2 separate regions of the Homo sapiens genome follow, and region 1 is linked to region 2. A link is an interaction called in ENCODE POLR2A ChIA-PET data of the cell type or tissue named here. Cell type or tissue: PC-3. All regions are shown on one strand.

Region 1 (4,000 bases), 1.2 Mb after region 2:
AGTGACACTTGGATGTCTTTCCAAGGGTCAGATTTGTTAAAACATTATGCTAAAACAATTTGAGAGATAACTTTAAGTATTCTAGGCTTAACTAGAAAGCAAATTTTGCATTACAGTTCAGGAGTAGATAGTAACTTTGCAAACCCAAATCAAGAAATCTAACCACATTAAAGAAATGGATTTTGTTGTAAAACTAAAATGATTACATACTATATTTCTTAACTTAATGAGGGAGAAATGTACCTCTGGTCTAATAAGCTCCATATTGTTAAATGTCAGTGTTAGCATCTCTCTTCATCAGTGTTATCCAAAATTTAATGCTAATATTATTTTACTGAATCTGTGAAGAGATTGTACTATTTTTCTTTTCTTTCTTTCTATTTTTGGAGGTTGGGGTGTGTGGAGGGATGGTGTTTCAAAGTTTGGTGTTGAGATTGTATGTATTTCCAAAGAGTAATACTGAAATAGGTTGTGAAATTATAACCAGAGTTCTACATCCTCAACTCTTTATATTCAAGAAGTTTTGCCATTTCAAAGAAAGATGAGAAGTTTTAAAAAAAAAAATTATGACAGGACTGTAGTAAGAGTCTATCAACACTATTAATATCTATTTGGGTAAACAGAGAGGCAGATACCTTTTCCCACATGAACTATTTTTTGATCAGTATAAAGTATGATAAAATATGAAAAAAAGCAAAATTCAGGATACTTTTGTAGGTAGACACGTCAGATATTATATAAAATTAGCTTAAATATTCAAACACTGTAAAATGAGAGGCAGATAGGATATCGTCTCCAAAGAGGACATGGTGAAAACGATACTTTGAAATGATAAATAGTCAAATATGGGCATAACTTTTTCATATTAGAGAAAACTTATTGCCTAGACAAATGTAGTAGTAGTGTGTATTTTACTTCTAAGAATTTAGTGACTAAAGTACAATGCCCTCCCCATCATGTTCTCATAATAAAAGCTCATATTCTGTGAACATTTTACACTTTTTTTGAGATGGAGTCTCCCTCTGGCACCCAGACTGGAGTGCAGTTGTGCCATCTCGGCTCGCTGTAACCTCTGCCTGCTGAGTTCAAGCAATTCTCCTGCCTCAGCCTCCTGAGCAGCTGGCATTACAGGCACCTGCCGCCACGCCCAGCTAATTTTTGTATTTTTAGTAGAGACAGGCTTTCACCATGTTGGCCAGGCTGGTCTCAAACTCTTGACCTCAAGTAATCTGCTGGCCTCGGCCTCTCAAAGTGTTGAGATTACAGGCGTGAGCCACTGCGTCTGGCCTACACTTTTTAATTCTCTGATTTCATGAAGAGTTCTTAACTCCCCCCAGCTAATGCTAAAAATGTGTCCTGGTTCTTACACGGCACTGCTAGTAACGTGGCAACCTGAGACTGTTCCCAGGCTCAATTCACAGGAGCCCATGTTCAGCGGTTATTTAATAGCTTTGAAATGCCATTCACCTGTGGCCCATTTCAAGTTTCCCATGATTCTTAGGAAGACCCTGGCCTCCATCTTGAAAACGGAAAATAAAAACAGCAGACCTATGAAGGTCGAAGGGGAAGAAAAGCTGTATCGATTGTTGAGATCTGGCGACTTGTTTAAATTTCATCAGCCTCACTTCTATGAACTCTCAGGTAAGCACTCTATTGATTTGTAATTTTCCTGCAAACTTTATAAAGCAGAGGAAAATGGCCGACATGGCGAAGTGCTTGGTTAGAGTCCAAGCTGCGTGTTGGTAATTAGCTCAGGGAGGGGGGGAAAAGGAGAGTCAGGCAGTTTGCTGGAAGTTTGAGTGCAAATTTGACAAGGCAAGGAAAATGGATTGCACTCCAGTGAGAGCTAGCTTAATACTTGAATTCAGAAAACTCCAGAGTTCCTCCTTGTTGAGTCCTGCAAATAAAGAGGAGGGTAAGAAAGAAGCGATTCTGAAAGGGAGGGGGGTCGGAGAGTAAACTGAAAATTTCCATGGAAATAGCCGGTTTTTTTTTTTTTATGACTTTTTAAAGCCACTTTTAAGCTATTGCTTTCAGTTTACTTCAATGCACTCACTGAAGTAAGCTGAGAAAGAAATCTTTGATATGCCAGATCAACCAAAAGTTTTAAAATATTCTTTTGTGTCTCCATTTATAATGCAAATAGTAAGTTGGTGTTTTGGGTCCATTTCACCATGGTCTCTGAAGTGGGTTAACATACACAGAATGAGGAAGTGGAGGGAGTCCCAAAGAGAGCACATCTTTGATAGTTCAATAATAATAAAAAAATGTATTTAGGTCTTTTCTAAATACCTTTCACCTCCTAAGAATATAAAACATGAGAGGAAGTTCTAAGAAGAATAAATTGTGGTTGCCCTCTATGTTAGCTGAGTGACTAAAGATATCGTATTGTTCTATGAATTATCCACTACTTAAATATTCCTTAAGTCTAGCCTTTATGAGCTCATAAAAAGACTTTGCTTATGTGTCTAGGAAAGCCAGTATCTTTATATGCTGTCAGAACTGAATTTAACATACTGTTTCAATATAACTTTGAAAACCAGCAGATATTTTGTTATAGGAAAGCAAGCTAGGCAAGCACCTTAAACCCATGTTTACATTTTAGTTTTATCAAACATAAATATTTCCTAGTTGGAATAGTTTTAAAAAGTGGTAATCTATGCTTGAGAATGATGGAAGGAGACGGAATTCTGGTTGAAATAGTATTGCCACTGTAGTGTTTTATTCATGAGAATCTCCAATCTTTTTTCATATATGCTAAAAAAGCCAAAATTAATTAATGTCAGAAACACAAATGAGGATTGGCAATGATCATCCATCCATGCTGGGGGAGGCAAGGCTGGGCGTTCTGTATGGTATAAACTCCAGATTCCGCTTCCTCACTGAGCACCTCTGTAAAGCCTCCCGTGCATTTGGAAGCTTCAGAATTTCTTCTGGGCAACCAAAGTCAAATATAATTTTTGACAAATACCAACTCCTCCCTCAATGCAACCAAGAGCAATAATGTTTCAGGAAGCTCCAGCTGAAGTGTTAGTAATAACCATCAAATAAACAGAAGTTTTACCATCTTCTGTTTCATGATTGAGCTTTTTCAAATGTAAACAATTTATAAGGAAAAAAGTGGGCCATGTCGGATATGAGAAACAGAGAAAAGTTTGGTGGGAAAAATCAGAGGCATTCTTTATCAGGAGATAGAGTTAGGACATGCCTATGATTGCACACTGTTTGGGTATATTCTTGTATTCATCCTTCCTCTCGGGTTATAAGTACCACTTTTTCTTCCCCTTCCTTCCCTTCTCATTCTCTCTTGGGCATGGGCATGACTTCTCTTACCTTTGCCTTTCTCTGGGACCTCAGTTGACAGCTCTGTCACACTCACCTTCTCTTCTGCCCAAGCTGCTCCCCCTACCCTTCTCCCACTTGGGCTTGCTGAGGAAACCACTGCTCCCCAGGCGCCCTGAGTGCCTCAGCTTTACCTAGGTACCTCCGGTGTATATTTCTTAATGGCTATATTTTAGGAGCGAAAAAGTTTCCCAGTGACCCCCTTTCATTTGTTGTCTGACCTGAATTAAGCTGCACAACTCTGATTAGAGACAAATCTTTCTTTTTCCACACTGTTGCTCTTTCTGCTGTCTCATTTAACACAGCTGGTATAAAATGCTAGAACTATTTAGCATAACAAGACCTATTTGCAAAAATGATGAGAAAATACCATAAAAAAGGCCAGAAATATATCCCCTGTAGGAGATGCTATTGTTACCCTGCTTAGATACGCTTCAGTGGCTGGTACTTGCTTCCCCCCTGCCTCCTGCCCAAGCTGCTTTGAGTGTGGCTGGTGACCTCATAGCTGCCTTCTTCCCTGGAGACTTGTCCTGTGGCCAATGACTGACAGGGATAGGGGTCAAGGTAGGGGGGAGCTGACAAAATGCTAGCCTCTTTACCTCAAGGTAGACCTAATGCTGTGGTGTGATTTGTGCTCCAGAACTTCCGGATCAACTGA
Region 2 (4,000 bases):
CTATGGCCTGCAGAAGCAAAGCAAAGGGTCTCCTGCCTACTAATCTACTCCCTTACCCCCAACCGTACTCACAGCTCAGTTCCTTGGATCTTTAGATTCTCCCCAGAGCTGACATTCCATCTGCAATTAATCAAGTGTTGTGTTAAATTTTTTTTAATATGTAAAAGATGTTTCAGCTGTGATTATCAAAGTATACAATTGTGTGTCCTAAGGCTACATGGCATGGGATATACATCTGATGCAATTCTGATCATTATCATCACTACATAAGGTAACATTGTTCCACATTTATCAAATCAGACCTCCTGCCATTTCTGTTTGGGTAGACACGGCATAAATTTTAAATTAAGGTGTATAAAATAAAAGATTTCTATATATTTTTTTAAAATTATTATTAGGAGAAGTGGTAGTAGTAACCCACACCATGCATTCACCAGGGAGATTTATACTACCAGTACATTTATTGCTATCAAGTTGCAATTAACAAACATTCATGCAGTTGGAGAATTGGGTATGCAATGCGTCAAAAGTGTGAGAAAATGTACTGTCTCAACAGGCGATTCCTAGGGCTCTTCCTATTCAATATGAACATGACTTTTTAATGAGAGCTAGTATTAATATAAGCTTAATTTAATTTTATATACTTATTCCAAGTTTCTTAAATTATTCATATCCTCTTTCTGTTTAGACGCATCAGTATTGTGAGGTTTAATTGTTAGCTCCCAAAGCCTAAGGACTATCTCTATTTAACTCACTTTTCAGCTAAGCTAGTGAAAGCTGTAAATTATGATGATGATGGGGGGAATGATGAAGAGGAGGAGGAAGGGAGGGGAGGACTGTAATCTACTTGAGTATATATAAAGCACTGTGATATTGTACATCATAGTATTTAATCCTTGCAACATGGCACCAAGATCTTTTTATCCTTATTATGCAGATGAGGAGACTGGGCTCCAGGGAAGTTAAGTCACACACTTGCTAAGTGGTAGACCCAGGACTCAAAATTAGATCTCTTAATGCGCAAGCCTGTGTGCTTTCCACCATACATCTTGCTCTGATACTATTCAATTATTAAACATTTTTATTGATCACCGCTACATACTAGGCTTGATGACAGACAGTGTAGGAACCACCATTAAACTCCAAACTAGAACGTGAAGACCCACCTCACCCCACCTTCAGCCTCACCTCCAGTTTGCATTCCAACAACATTTTATTTCTTGTGGCCATGAAATGAGAAAAGAAATATTTTTGCCAAACCATCACATGACTCAGAGAAATTCTCAGCTGGCCATTGACTTGCAATGGAGCAATAAATTTCCATTTTCCTTTGCAAAGGCCCACCTAAGCTCCATGTTTCTGTCCCCCTCTGCTTTCCTTAGCCATTGCATTCCCCAGCACTTGTTCGTGTTTTCACACTAACGTTCACAGGTGGCCTTTTCTTTTTTCTGCTGTGCCAGAGTGCAAACAGCTAAACTTTCTTTCTGATGACTAAGTGAAGGAAATATTTCCTGGTGGATATTTCCTAACTGAACTGCTTGACAAAAATGGGGAGGGAGTCAGATCCTGCCAGAATATTTCTCTTTTACTCTTGGTTCTGCTTTGACAGTTTGGAGGATTAAGGGACAACAATGACAGTAGTTCTTGTTATTAGCCATGTCTTACCGTGTCTTTCTCACCATTCACAGTGTCCCTGTTGGAATAAATGCTGATGACTACATCTGTTGTGTTATTTAAAGTAGATCTTTAAGTCAAAATGAGGATGTGTGCGCACTGCCTCATTTTGAGTTTGCTTAATGTTTCCAGCCATATTTTAGAAATAAATCCCAAATGCTTTTTTGCTAAGTGCATTTTCCTTTCGATTTTAAACCTATGTGTATTTTAAAGGTCATTTAATCTGTGCATTTCCAATTCCTCCAGTCTTAAATCATCACTGTGTTATTTTATGTAAGAGGTACTTAATGTCTCAAGAAGCTTTTGGAGGCCTTTAAAACCCAAAGACTTTTCTTTTCCAAGACCAGAAGTTCCATTTTGTGAAGAGTAAACAAGCCTGAAGAAGACCGAAATCTCAGCCCGTTCAATAGTCCAAAAGTTCAAGTTTCAGAGGGGTTGGAATTTGGCGAAATGAATTTTCCCATCCATAGCTCAATCCTCTATATTCCCTCCTAGCTTAGGCTGAAACACATGGAAATTATATCCAGCAGGCACTCTTCTCAGTGACATCTGCATCTGTAGGGGTGTCCTGGCATTCAGCAACAAAATCCTCTTCCCCCAGGGAAAAGGAAGACTCAAAACCCCAAATAATAATAATCTATTACAGATTTCAGGTTACCAAAAGTTAAAGAAATGGATAAAAGCAAAACACTTAGCATTGCTACATGTCAAAAGGAAGGCTACTGTAATCACCCCCCACCCTTGAGGCATGTATTTTTCAGGTTATTATGCATAATTATGCATACAAATTTAAATATATTTCCATATTATATTCAAAACTGCCCAATTCTTAAAAAATGTAGGATAAAACAAAATTAATTGATGGCAATTACTGCATTTAGATTTAAATCTAAAATTCCTGGTTACTGGAAGAATTGGGCCAGTAGTGGGCACCTCGAACAACAGAACTGTCTCTTCTGGAACATTCTTCTGGATTTAGGAACAGTGTTTCTCTAAAATTAAATGTGAGATTAGAGAGGCATAAAGAGGTGCTGACAGAAAACCAGAAATGGTGATTAAGAAATTTGGATTGAACCTTTATTTCTTACTACGTGGCCTTAACCAAATGATTTAAACAATTTGGGCGTCTTTTTCTTCATCTGAAAAGCTAGGCGCATTCACTCCATGCTCTCTCAAGTTCCCTCCAGATTTAATATTTCATGTTTCTGAGACTCCAACATGAACTGTGCCCAAGAATGGGGTTATCTGACGGTCAACAACAGAAAAAAGCTTGGCAATTTGATTACAATTAACTCATTTAGGAAAGAAGTAAAATATTTGGGATAACACTGGAGTTTTGGCAGTAAGTAAATCTCCCATCACAATTTTTAAATGGAAGGAAGAGTTAATCCAAAAGGGTGGCTGGAAGCAGAAAGTAGTTCCATTTGTCACACACATGGTGACCACCATCACCATACAGCACCCAGAGGGATTTCAAAATGGACAACACATAAAACAACCTATATCCAGACCACATCAAGTGTCAGAATGATGTGGATCTTTGTGGGGCTTTTCCTAGTTTTCTCTCCTTCTTTAGAAATGTATGTTATGAATTATGATTATTGCAATAGAGCCAAGTATTCACCGGGCTCCAGCTAGATCTTTGTTTAGTGAGCATAAGCTCCCTGCCAGCTGCAAACTGCAGCTGTCTGTCAGCATTTGTGAGGACAAACCACCCCACTATCCCTGATCACTTAGCCGTAGACGACATACTGTGTCCTCAGATCTGCTCAGAGCACCCCTTGCATTTTTCAATACACTTCCTGTGGGGGAGGGCATCAGTGCTTCGCACGCACATTTTGGAGCAAATAGCTTAAATCTTATGTCAAAATGATGCTTTTAATAGAGGGTTCTGTCCCAACAAAACTATTCTGTGAGAGACTCACTGACTCTGGCCTGACATTTCCGGATATTCGATGTCCTGAAAAAGGCAAGGGAGGCTACCACTCTGACAACCAACTGTTCCTCAAGACACAGTGGGCCCTACAGAGGGTGCCAAGAGCATGGGCCCCAGGCCAGGAACCTGTCTTACAGCTGGGGAATGTGGGGGTAAGAAGGCCATGGCAAAGGGGTGAAGCCAGAGGAAGGGCATAGCCCAGGGTGCCCAGAGCAGCCATCCTCCTGGGCCATAGCTTACAGCCAGAGACAAGACCCAAAGGAATCCTTATTTCAGGAGAAATCGTTGTCTAGAACATTCAAGTAAACTTGGAACTCTGCAGTTTTAGAGGGGCTTTGAGGGATGATACATTTTTCTTGACTCTCATTTGCCAGCCTCCTATGCAATTTA

Evidence for each region. Peaks named below come from ENCODE experiments on the same cell type or tissue, not always from the same donor. Only the 100,000 strongest peaks of a DNase experiment are listed, where the experiment ranks them.
Region 1: POLR2A ChIA-PET joins it to region 2 with 5 read pairs; 1 of 35 experiments calls an interaction of 5 or more read pairs at or near these places.

The regions. Positions count from the first base shown.
Region 1 is chr2:144,666,468-144,670,467 of GRCh38, forward strand. It overlaps TEX41 (testis expressed 41), which reads left to right and starts at 1,500. Exons shown (of 5, transcript NR_033870.2): 1 at 1,500-1,641. In PC-3, no CTCF peak of the experiment used is centred here; a DNase peak (open chromatin) is centred at 2,374.
Region 2 is chr2:143,471,900-143,475,899 of GRCh38, forward strand. The region is part of intron 8 of ARHGAP15 (Rho GTPase activating protein 15); the gene reads left to right. Among named protein-coding and RNA genes, the nearest start is that of ARHGAP15-AS1, 300 kb to the right of the region's middle. In PC-3, no CTCF peak of the experiment used is centred here; a DNase peak (open chromatin) is centred at 1,502; H3K4me3 peaks cover 646 bases.